Linked DNA regions of Mus musculus: region 1 is linked to region 2. Evidence: chromatin contacts called from ENCODE Hi-C or POLR2A ChIA-PET data. All regions are on one chromosome and are shown on one strand. Each heading gives the region's core, a stretch centred on a gene start or an enhancer-like site at or near the end of the contact. The rest is flanking DNA. Distances are from core to core; before and after follow the strand shown. Region 1 holds the start of Mtmr7 (myotubularin related protein 7). Region 2 overlaps Mtmr7 (myotubularin related protein 7).

Region 1 (6,425 bases), core at 2,868-5,367, 36 kb after region 2:
AAAAACTCACACTGAATGTGGGACCCCAAGGGTGAGGTTCCAGACTGATAGAAAAGGGAAAAGAAGGTTAGTCACTAAGCAATAACATTTCCCTTTCTCTGCCTTCTGGGGCGCACCAAAAACCAAGCCTTTCCACCATCATGGCCCCTCCTCCATGATGGACTGTAAGCCCTTAAACTGTGAGCCAATAAACCCTTCCCGCCTTAAGTTGCTTTTGCCAGGTATTTGGTTGCTGCTCTAAGAGAATTAACGCAAGTAAAGTGTGACCATATGTCATAATAGAATTACCCAGGAAAGAAGAAAACAGAAAATGAGGAGACTCTGCAGTAAGGGCTCAGGCTAAGGAGCGGGAGTTACACTTAAAGTAAACACTTGAAGGTCTGCATTAGAGATGATCACATATTCCATTAATAACAAATTTACAAATGTGGAGGAAATGCCTTTCAGAAGATTATCCTCAGCCAAACCCCAAACAAACAAGTGAAATTCTACCAACACTTCAAGCTGTTTCAAGGAACTCAGAAGCCTTTTGATCTAAGTAATACTTGAGCTCAAATACTTGCTAAGTTTCGAATGGGACTAAATTTTCTCACCGGTGAGTTTTCTGGGTTACCAGCCAGAAAAGAAGATCAACAGCAAAGCAGAAACCCTAATTTCCACTGTGAAGGGAAAATCCTGAACGGCCTCACTTCCATCCAAGACATCTCGTCCTTGGAGTATTCTCTCCTTGCATGGGATCACTGGTTGAAACACATTCTATTTAACATATGCTCTATGAAAAGCGTCAGTAAAGTGTACATGCAGGCACTCACAGAGGGAAAATATTATGTACGGGGCCCTAATTATTCATATGTATGTATCTTCTTAAACTGCACTCCAGAACACAGGCTGTGACAGCTATTACAATAACTTATACTGTCAATGTAAAAGCAACAGTACCTCATACATGTATACATTTATTTTCCTCCAAACAAACCCATTTCTATCCTGATAAATAGTACATCAAACGAACGGTGGATCTGTTAAGCAAACTTTGCATATACAAACCTAAGACATAAAACTATGAAATCAAGAAAGAAAAGGAAACTTCCCACTCAGCTCCCCTGAGAATAAAACTGAGCATGGAGTGTACGTATGAATATGACCACTAACAACTGCACAGTTGACAATGTATGTTCTGCAGGTAGCTGTACGCTTTGCACACAGCCAATAATGTTTGAAAAACCGTGCGTATACTGTATGCACTCCTAGATGCTGGAGCTCAACACTGGATGTCCCCTTAAACTGCTCTGCCCCTCCACCTAATTTTTGAGACAGGGTCTCTCACTGAACCTGGAGCTTACTGTCTTGACTAGACTGGCTGCCCAGTGAGCAATGGCAATCCTCCTGTTTCCACCCACCCCTCAGTGCTGGGGATTCAGGTGTGTGCCATCATGCCCAACTTTCAACGCGGTCGCTGGGAATCCAAACTCCCATCTTCATACTTGTGCAACAAACACTTTATCCTCTGGAGCCATCTTCCAAGCCCAGCGTATTCAACCTTTTGATGTAGCTAGATGACGTTATCATGGACAGTGTGGGCAGTCTGGTACCCTGTGGTCGAGCTGTGTTTGCTTGATCTCATAGACTGTTTTAAGTTTACTGTTTTGTGTTGGGCTGCATTTACAGCCACCCTTAGTCACACATGCCCATGGCTCTGGGCTGGACCTTCCTGAATGGCAAAAATTAGTTTAAGACTTAAAAACATAGGATAAAAGGAAGTTATTTTGCCTCAACGGATTTCATTTTCAGCCCAATCTTGCGGTTTTCAGATTCTTTGAGGTTGCAACTATTTATTCTAATGGATATTTGCAGAATTACGTGACAGCTGTCTCAAGTGCTCTTGAGCATCAACTCCTTTAGTGGTAACAGTCAACTATGCTAAGACTTTTCTCATTTTCCCATGGAAATACACACATGACACAGTGGGTAGAGAGATACACAGGGCCATGTAATGACTATCCCACTATCAATTCCTCTCTTTATATCCACTGTACCTTGTTCATGTCTGTCTCAGTTGTATAATCCCATGTCACAACTGGCACCCCCATCCAGACTATGAGTTCCTGCATGTGTGGTACTCCAAGCATCTCACAAACTGCACAGAACACGACCCTTAAATGCTTGTGGAATGAAACAGATAAACAAATCTCATCCGCCTAATATGTGTAACCTCAACGTTTTGTTGTTACTGTTTATTATTCTAATGCTAACGGCCATGTAATTCAAAGACACTTCAGTGACTTCTCTCTCCATCCCAACCACCCATTGTCTTCCCATTTCCAGACACACAAATGTCTACATGGCCTAGAGGGTATTGATGAAAACCAATTTTAAAAAAATACTTCCTGTTATTCAGGTTTAAATATATGGCTTTGCCGGGCAGTGGTGGCACACACCTTTAATGCCAGCACTTGGGAGGCAGAGGCAGGCGGATTTCTGAGTTCGAGGCCAGCCTGGTCTACAGAGTGAGTTCCAGGACAGCCAGGGCTATACAGAGAAACCCTGCCTCAAAACAAAACAAAAAAATATAGAGATATGGCTTTGTCTGAGGTGAAACAGAGTAAAGTCCAGAAAGTGATATCGCTCTCCCAAGTTGACACCAAATAAGACAATGCCATCCAGTGCCAGGATAAATACCCTCTCATCCCCGCTGCCGACATCCACATAAGACACCACCTGTACAAAGGGCCCCTTCATCATGAAAGAGGAATGCCCTTGGCAAAAGACAAAGAGAATCATGGGTTAAACTCATCACTCTTGAATAAATTATTTAGTACCACTTAAGACCTGAGAGCCCTGAGCCACGGATCTTGTGGTTTATGGCACTGTCTCCTAAGTTTACAACTTCCTGATTGTAAAGTAACAGTTTCATTCCATGGGGCAACGTCAACACAACTGAAACTCACCGCTGGAACTGACGGTCTCCAGCAGGCTAGAAGACTAATTCTTCCATGAACACAATATTAATGAGGCTTTTACTAAGAGGTATGGGCAACCATCTCTGAATGTAGGGATAAATTCTTGCTGGATAAGGAGCAAAGTAATTAAATATACGTTCCCATGAAATGATAATAGCCCTGGGATCACATGACTTCTGTGCACTCGGATATAATTTTAGTCCAAGTCTGTCTGGGACCTAGATTTTAAATATAAGATGATTCTGAAAAGACTGTGTGGTGGTAACTAAGAGAGAAACAACGGGATTTTTAAAAAGGTCTTCCTTCCCAGAGGTTTTTAAAATCAGACAAGAATCTCTATCATTATTTTAATTCTAAATTATATTGCAACAAAGAGTGGCAAGGTTTGGTACTATGGCTAAGGCTTCCAGTCTTAATTAACTGTATAATCTGGAAATAATCATTTCTGTTGAGCGGCAAACGCCGGTGTGTTTTAACACACACTCACGGGTGAAATCTATACGCAGCATCTTCTTCCCAAGGGGCCAAACAAACGGGAAAGAGAAGAATACGCCATCATTCAGTCATGGCAAATATGTATCCTAGGCTCAGCTGCAGGTCCCTAGCAGCTCCAAAATGGGAAAGGATGCTTCGGGTGAGTCCAATCCTTAGCTTCAACAAGCTTCCAAGTTCATTCAAACCATCTGTCTATAACGCACTTTCTTTGCACCTGCTATTCAAGAGCTTGCTTCCTTTTCAACTGCTCAGAGCTACCAGCACCTTCTTTAAATGAAAATATTTAAAGAAAAACCGTTTATCAGCACCCTGTTACTCAACAGACAAATGGGGTCCATTCCCTCCTGCCCACCCCTGCGTCCACTGCGCACCACCTCACCCCCAAGGACAAGAGATTAGCGCCAGCTAGGCCTGTGAGCTAGCAAGAGAAAGACCGGCCTCGCAGTGCTCTGGGAGATGCTAGGGCGCCGCCAGCTCCTCCCTCGTTCGCGGTCCAGCTCCCGGCCGGGCAGCCCCGTGCGCTTAGCATCCCTCCTCCTTCTCTGCCTCCTCCGCCCGGGCCACCAACCTTGGGCGTGCGGATGTGCTCCATGGCGGGCCCGCGTCTGCAGGGTCCCCGGCGGGCGCGGCCTCACGCACCTGCGCGCGCGCGTGCGGCGCAATGGGAAGGGCGGGGAGGGGGCTTCGGCGGCCGCGGGCGTGGGCGGGTCCCGGCCTTGGCTCCTCCTCCAGGTGCGCCGGTGGTGCTGGGCGCCTGCGCGGGCCTGAGATCGCGGCTCTGCGCCTGCTCGCACCTGCGGGTCTCACCCTTGGACTTTGCTCTCCTTTCCGCTCCCTCTCTCTGGTGGAGGCTCTCACTGCCCAAGTCACTAGGTATTTTTCCAGATGGGGATCTTCAAGCTGGCTGCGGTGGCGCTTGCCTGTAATCCCAGCCACTCAGGAGGCTGAGGCAGGAAGATCATTTGGGTCCAGCAGCTTGGAACAGTAAAAGAGACATAAAGATACCCCCCATATTTTCTTTTTTTAAAAAAAGAAAAATCAAAACCCAAAGAGAGTCAGGCAGCATAAAACGGTAATACTGTGGCACCACTGTTTCCTAAGGCACAAAGAGGGCCTTGTGTTGGGTGTGGTTTCTTGGAGAGATGCGAATGAATCTGTGAAGCTTTATACCCTCATTGGCTGCCTTCCAGAGCATCCGAAGATAGGTGGAACTTCAGAATGTGGTAGGGGGAAAAAATGACTGCACCCTGATGCAGTATGCATAGTCTACTGGGTTCTGGATGTATTCTGGCACAGGCTCAGTCAGCAGAGTCTTTGGGGTGAAAGTGAGAGTAATACCAATGTTGTTTGTGCCCTAGTACTAAGGTTGCTGTCAAGTCAGACATCTCACATAACCATGTGACTTCACTGATGGAATCTTGATAGAGATGTGAAAACCCCAGATCCTGTGTTAGGTACATATCGGCTGTCTTTTCCTAGCTGTAACTAAACGACAGCTAGAGACACAAAGTATCCACTATGAGGTCCCTTTAAGGCACCAAGGGAATCCAGAGACTAAAAACACCCTCTGCCATACTGAAGTTTCATAGAACAGTTCTTGGAGTAGTATTTGTTTCGTTGTTTTCCTGGCCCTTGTTTATGACATTGTTGTAAATTCTTTGACCTTACACATTGTTTTTGATTTTGTTTTTTTTTTTAATCTCCTGTTCAATACCGGCATATTGCAACCTTCAAAATATGTTTTCATTAATGTCGAATTCATTTTAAAATTGTCACATCCCCTTTGCACGTTTTGGACCATATTCATACTCCTACCACCCGAGAGGGTAGATTGGAACAAGCTATAAAACATCACTTGTAAATGACAAGAATAAGTCAAAGTGTAATTTTCCCTTTTGTAAAGAACATCAGGGGTAGTCAAAGAAAGTCCCGCTTTAGTCAGTAGTACTTTCTGGTCTCGATTCAAACCAGCTCCAGTATCCTTATTTATAGACTGAAAACATCATTTCCTGTCTATATGACCTCATCTCCAAATTAAATTTTATGATATAATGAGCTTACATCTGTTTGGAGGGAATATTCTGAATCAGACAGACATCCTGGAATAATGTGTTTTCAGTATTCTGTCTTCTGGTAGGCTGATAAATAGTGTACTGGATCAGCAATTTTTACACACAAATATTATAGTACAGATTTGAAAACATCTATACATAGGTAAAGAGAGATGTCTGAACAATTCAAGATTAGTCTAAAGTGTTGATGATTCAAAAATCATGGTACTTATTTAAAGACTCGTAAAATAAGCACTAGGTTAAATTAATCTATTATAAGCCAATTATTAGGATAAGTTAACAGAATATGATGGAAATATTATAATAAAAGAGAAACAAGTTTCTACTAACTGCAGTTTGGCTTAATCTAATAACTCCCTAAGGATTTTTTCTCAGCTTGTCCTTTAACCCCACAGTTACAGAAGTTATTCAGTGATAAGGTCTAGTCCTCAGTAACCCGGTGAAGTCTCTCGTACTCATAACACTACTATATATCCCCCAGGCTCTCTGTTTTCACTACTCAACAGCCGGTAGAGTGGAAGACACTGAAGGTTTTTGGTTTTGTTTTGTAGAAGGCATCTTAGAGTAGTAATGTGAGGGGAGAACATACATTATTAAAATGCCTTGTATCAATATGTCTATATTCATGGGATGTCTAAATTCATCCCGGTGATAAGGCTGAGCAATCACTTACCAAAGAGACGCTGTCAATATTTAAGCAATCCGTACTCAGAGTATCACAGCCGATGCCAAAAGATTGATGTAGATGAGACTACTACGTTATAAGTGTGATACAGCTAACACCAAGCAAGTGTGGGGAAACCAACTCGGATGCTCACAAAATATGGGGAAATGCCTAAGGAAACCCCCAAAGGGTGAGTTGTACCTTGAATTTTTTATGCTATTACCAAGGATCAGA
Region 2 (6,490 bases), core at 3,917-6,416:
AGCAAATGACGTAACTGAAAACAGGGACACTCAGAGTAAGTCAGCACACATGAAAAGGACCTCGGCACCGCTAACCTGCCAATGAAATGAAATCAACTACACTGAGAGATCGCCTCCCAACAGTTGGGCTGGGCACCGTTAGGGCAAAGCCGAAAACAAGTGATGGCAAAGACTCAGAGAAACCAGGACCCTGTCCTGTGTGTGCTGGCGAGACTCTGAAGCAACACAAGCACAGTGAGAGACAGTACAGACGCCCGTCACAACTTTTACAGTACAATTTACTACATGCTCCAGAGACCTCACTCTGGGGAAATCAGCAGGAGGCGAAGCAGACTTGCAAAGAGGTATTCACACATCCTCACCAGAGGAGGCACTGTTCCTGCTAGCTGAGAAAGTACCAGGCCCCCAAATCCATCAGCCTACCATGGAGCGGAATGTTTTCTATTTACATAGGGACGTTAGCCACCCTGAAAAATCCAACTAAACTCTGCAGTAAAAGCCACATAAAGGGATAACATTGCATGGTTCCATTACTATGCAGTATCTAAAAATCTAATCCATAGATACCAGAAGTTGAATGCTAACCACTGAGGAGAGAGAATTACTGTTTGATGGGCACAAAGTGTCAGCTTTGTAAGGTGAGTTCTGGAGTTAAATGGCACAGCAATGTGACATACTGAATTCTACTGATCTGCACACTGAAAAACGAGGAAGATGCCAAACCTCACAGCTGTCCCTTTATAACTGGCTCAAACTCTGGTAATGAAGAATACGCTACACAACAGAACTTACGCTACCAGGTTTTGCAATTCCTCAGGAATGGCCTGAGATTTCTATCTCAGTCCTTACTTTCTTACTGTTAGACCTGGGGCAGAAATGAGTAGCAGAGATGGCCACATTCTCAGAACTGCTCTCTGCTGACCTGGGTATATAACCTTCCAGTAAATGTATTTACCTACACAGTTGGTAGCCATCCAAGATGCTATCCAAAGGGTCTGAGTCAGACCTGGGGTAACTTATTGGGAACTGAGAAACATCAACACAGACACACCTTTTAAATATTTGGATCCTAGAACTTGCTTCAAGAAATGTATGACAAATGAAGTTATGAGCAAAGTAATTAATAAAATATCATAGAACATGTTAAGATTTAGCTGTAGGGAACTGAAGTTCTAATTTAGTTAAATTTAAAAATATGATTAAATTTAAAACAAGTCTAATTAAATATGAGGCTTAGATCATATTTTAACTTACATTACAAGGAAGATTGAGCAACTTTCCCCCCAATGTCCAGGGACTGAACCTGGGCCTCTGCATGCTGGCAGGTCTCTACCACAGAGGTACATCCCTAGCCTGACTAAAGTTTACCCTGTAACAGACACCAATCACTTGATCTAAAGAGAGGTAACTTCAGGGTTGTATATAAAATGAAGTCTGGGCTTACAGACTTAGGCAGCCATCAAGTGAGTGTCAAAGGTGCTTCATGGACAACAGAGATGACCACGGCAAACCGGCTGCAGGCCGCTCACACTCAGCTGACATCTTCTGTGTTGACTCGCAAGTTCTTCCCACTCCACCCACTTGAAAGGACTTGTGCAAAGTGTAAAATAACTCATAAAGCAAGAGAAGAAAATACCTATTTGTCTCAGTCTTAAACTCAAGGTTCACAGGAAGCGGGCTGAGATGAAATGTCCTCAGTGGGTGATGAGTCAGAACTTACTATGTAAGATAAGGGTTGTCCTATTTCTAAGCTGGCAGTAAATTAAAGATATTCCTCTGACATTTCTCAAGTCAGAAAATCCCCGAGGTTTTCACCTCTTCTGTCACAGCAGTCTGGAAAGGGCCAGGCTTACTGGGCTGGGAGTTTCTCTGGAAAAGAAATGGCAAGTGACACACAGCTTTCAGTCTGGGTGATGCAGGGCTCCGGTTACTATGCGCAAATGAGTCACATTGGTGGTTAATTCTAAGGGGAAAGTCATCAAAGCAGCAGCATGGAGAAAGTACCATTCAGTGGCTGTGCTTCACTCTCTCTCTCTCCTTCCTTGTTCAAGGACAGCTGAATAGTTGAGAAACAAAGACATCCGACTTCCTTTATAAAAGTCAGATTCCCCTTCACTCTCTCATCTTTCGGCTAAAACACTTGGTGCAAAAGTTGACTTTAGCAAGAGGGCAATCAGGCTAATGATACTAACCCAGCACTTCATGAAGATTATGTTAGGTATTGTAATTGAGTTTATGCATAATAACAAGGAAGTTTTATTATCATAAGGAACCAACTGTATCTCAAATAACCTGTATCTCTGAGATACTCTGGATAATAGTGAAAACCCACCTGACTTTGGGGCAAGGTTTAGTATCAAACTATAACAATCATAATTAGTAAAGATGTTAGCTGTAGCTCTTACACAGTGTCAAATTTAGACGATTAGCAACATATAAAAGCAGAAATCATGATTAAAATAAATGATTAGAACTGGGATGTAGCTCGGAGGGCAGAGTGTTCCCCTGGCATGTAAGAAGTTCTGGGTTCAATGTCCAGCGCCCCTAAGTCAGGTATGGAAGCACGCGCTATGCCCTAGCACTTTACATGAAGGGGCAGGAGGACCAGGAGTTGAAAGCCATCCTTAAACTCTGAGTTTGAGTTCAGCCAGAACTACCTGAGACTATCTCAAAAAAAAAAAAACCAAAACAAATCATAAATCAAAAGTTCTGAAGGTCAGAAAACATGCTGGGATGTATTCATAATAGCTACATGAGCAATAACAGTATCTATAAATATACACCGAGACAATCTTGTGAAACAAAGAAACAGGAATGTGAAGAGGAGACTCAATGTCACTACGAATGGCCACTAAACATGGGCACTGTTTAAATAAGAAGAGAGGCTGTCAAAGTATGTAACTGTGAAGGAAGGAAGGAAGATAAGACAGAAGAGTGGGCTTGGAGCACATCTCAGTGGTCTGCCATTGGCATGACAGGCACAGAACCCCGGGCTTGAGCCTCAGCATACACACCCACAAACACACTCCAGGGTTAAACTGGAAGAATTACCATCTCTCCCCGCCACCCCCAGTCTCCATCTCCCTGTTCTGGCTAAGTCCCTGGAGCACGAGGAATTAATTGTGACTTGTGAACTCCTCACTGGAGAGAACAAGAGGCTCACTTGGCACTCCTTCCTGGGAGGACAGGCACATTTTTTTTTTCACATCCCTCTAGGGAGCCTCTTGGTGACCTTATGTACCAATTGAGAATACAGTGAGCATATCAAGAGGCTGGTGCCAAACTGCCATCAGGGTCCCTCGGATTTCCACACTAATCGTCCCCTGTGCTATAAAAAGATGTGATGGGAGAATGAGGTCCCAGCCAGCTCTCTCATCAACTGTTGGCCACAAAGTCTGCACTGGGCGGTTCGGAGTTCACAAATGCTCACCCCTTAAGAGGAGGAGTATGGAGGGACGGTCTTGAGGGATTCATTCTAGGTGCAGTTGGAAGAGAAGGGCAGAATGGGCTGGGGACATAGCTACAGTGACAGATTACTCATGTGGCATAAGAGCCTGGGCTCAGTCCCCAGTCCTGGAGGGGGCAGGGACCAGCACAGTGAAAGAAATGGGGACAAGTCAGACTCCATCTACAAAGAGCTACAAAATCTAGAAGAGATAAAGGCTATCCCATGCTAACTGACTTGGTAACCTCATGAGAAGTTAAGTGTTTGTACTCCACTAAAATGGCGCCACTCACTCTGTAGTCTCTATTCACATCGCTGAGCTGCCAATAATTATCAGGGAGGCCCATTCGCTTGTATTCTTCACTAAGGTCAACCAGCAACCAGCCCTGCTCCCGTTCTTCCTTATCCAGCTTGGGGTTGAAGGAAAAGCAGTATAGCTCCTCGTACTTCACTGCAAGAGAAAGAGAGGACAGCCAAGTCAAGCCAGGTCAAAGCCAGAACCCATTTGCCCCAAAACCATTCTGTCCCAGCTGGAGTTCACCATCAGCCTCCCACCCCAGCATGGGGACAAGGGCACCCGGCAATGACAAGAAGGTCTGGAGGCATCTGCATGCAACTCGGAGGAAGCCTCCTTCCCCATGGAAAACACAGTGTCTCCTTGTTGGCAGTTTCTAAAATACATAAAGTATGGAGCATAAAAATAATTAAGAATGTAGGGATTCATCAGACATCTATCGTGTCTGGATTTGGAATGGGTTCTAAGAGATGCTTACAATATTAAGAAAGCAGAAACAAAATAGCTACAAAAGGTATGGATTTTTTCACATGTTTCCATTAAAAAGTCTATTTTTAACAACTACATATAATTGTATTGCTCTTAAGTTATTTATAGGCGTAATTAATAAAACCAGTTTATAATGCACAGCAGCAGCCTGTGCCTGGAGCCGGAACTGAGGGATGGACCAGGAAAGCCTTCCTTCAGCAGCATTGCCAGCCTCACGGTTTCCCTTTTCCCAGTAAAACCTAGCACTTGGCTCTTTTTGCTCTGGCCTTGCCTTATAAGGGAAGTATACAATTCAGCACACTGCCCGACAGAAATATCATGTCGCCCACACCATCATTACAAAACTTCCTGTTTCCACATTAAAAATTAAAAGGAAACTGAAATTAATTTAGTAGTATTTTAATCCACTATAGCTAATATGGTTACTTTAACGTGTATATAGTACAAAATATAGTACAGAATACACATTTTGTTCTGGCTTTTGGGACTCCACATGTAGTTGTATTACTACAGCTCAGGGACAGTTCTGTGGCCAGTGGCTACTGTATTGAAAGTGCAAGTCTTAACTCTTGAGGAGGAGGAAGAGGAGGAAGAAGAAGAGGAAGAGGCCTTGTTTTTATTCTAGATTTTGTTCTAACAGACCAATCCACCCTAGCAGGACACCAATGCTAATCCTCGCTTCAAAGATGGGAAAAGTACAGCAAAGGAGGCTGGGGAGCGGCGCTCACTCAGGGTCACAGAGCTGGGTCACACTCAGCATCATGGTGCCCCACGCACCCACACAGCAGCGCTCAGTTCTTCCCTATTTCCCCTCCTCCACCTAAACTTCCTGTCTCCCTCCTTCCACCATGTGCCTCCGTTTTCCCAGGTCCTCAGTGCTCAGCTTGCTGACAGCCCTCTGTGCAGACAATTTAAGGCTCCTGCAGGCCCTACACAGGATCTGGCCACCAACAAGGAGCCAAGGAAAACTCAGCTGCAAGCTTGTTTTGACTGCTGTTAAGATGACTCACCCACACGAAAGAAGAAAGGCACCGTCATGTTCTGAAGAAAGATAGGGGCGTTTTTAAGGACCCAATTGTTTTCGCCTGACCCATAAGAGGCCCAACTAGACAGACCTCACTCCACTTGAGTGTTCTTGATGTCACTTTTAAACTTTAAAACAGAACAGGCTGTGGATCAGATGAGAAAGGTGCACACTCACTCACAGACGAGACCTGTCCTATGAGCTACTGGGGAACAGCAGAGATGACTGCGGTCCAGTTCTGGGAACAGCTGTTCAACTCTGACCCATCTTTTCCATTACTGAGAACCATTTTTATGACACAGACTTCTGCTGCCATAATGCAGTTAGCAGATGCAATTTGTCAGAGATGCCAAATGGATCTCTTGAGACAACTTCAGCTCCCTGGTGGTAATAATGGAAGTTAAGCTCCCTTTGTTAAACGTTTACAAATGGGTTGAAGGTAGGAAGAGAAAAACTTGGCATGACTGACAGCTCTCTGTATGTGTGCTGATGCTGAACATCAAAACTGCACAAGACCAAGAGCTGTGAGCGGGGCCATCACCCTGGAGCTGGAAGACATTAGCCTAGGTTCACACGGAAATTATAAAATGTTTTCTTTTCTGTGGGGCATTTTTACAGAAAGGGATGCTTAAACAAACTCTCAGGCCCAATTTAAAATTCCATGAGGGCAAGAAAGCCTCCACATCGTTGTTGACCAAACCTGCATCTTGCTAACGTACTGTGCGTAAGTCTCCTATTCAGAAGAACTGCCCACGCTGTACATCGGGGATTACGTAATGTGCGTACCCCAGCACAGATGTAAATTTCACAGACTGGTTCCCATTTCATAACTATGCTTCCTACTCCACTGCTTATCATAAAATCAGACAAAAATTTTAATAGTCACCAGGGAAGGAAGATTTTTTTTTTTAAAAATTGGACTAAAAATGCCTAGGGCTATTGTTTACAGATATAGTCTTTAATTTTTATAATGACAAATTATAGGTATTTACTTATGAGGATCAGTGTGGTGTTGAGATTATTATTATTTCTGTGTGTGTATGTGTGTGTAGTATATGTGTGTATGTGAGTGTATGTATATATGTGTGTATGAGTGTGTGTGTGTTATGTGTGCATGTACGTGTAGTGTATGTGAGTGTGTGTATATATGTATGAGTGTGAGCGTGTATGTGAGTGTATGTTAGTGTATGTATATATGTGTATGCATGAGTGTGTGTGTTATGTGTGCATGTGCGTG

The links. Hi-C counts contacts between places; a loop is a spot of excess contacts on that map. ChIA-PET counts read pairs that join two places held with the same protein, here RNA polymerase II (POLR2A).
Region 1: a map of left cerebral cortex shows a loop between it and region 2 (7-fold over the local background). The contact joins the promoter of Mtmr7 here to the enhancer-like site in region 2. A Hi-C loop is called at or near these places in 5 of 37 maps with a recorded cell type or tissue (heart and left cerebral cortex). POLR2A ChIA-PET finds 5 or more read pairs at or near these places in 1 of 5 experiments (embryonic stem cell).

The regions. Positions count from the first base shown.
Region 1 is chr8:40,630,675-40,637,099 of GRCm38, forward strand. It overlaps Mtmr7 (myotubularin related protein 7), which reads right to left and starts at 4,118. Exons shown (of 14, transcript NM_001040699.1): 1 at 4,024-4,118. The coding sequence starts at 4,047.
Region 2 is chr8:40,593,545-40,600,034 of GRCm38, forward strand. Mtmr7 (myotubularin related protein 7) reads right to left here. Exons shown (of 14, transcript NM_001040699.1): 4 at 3,739-3,896. Among named protein-coding and RNA genes, the nearest start is that of Mtmr7, 38 kb to the right of the region's middle. Within about 2 kb of position 5,167, at least 1 of the 3 ENCODE cell types and tissues checked has a DNase peak (open chromatin) inside an H3K27ac peak, as active enhancers do; it is heart, where a contact is called at or near this core.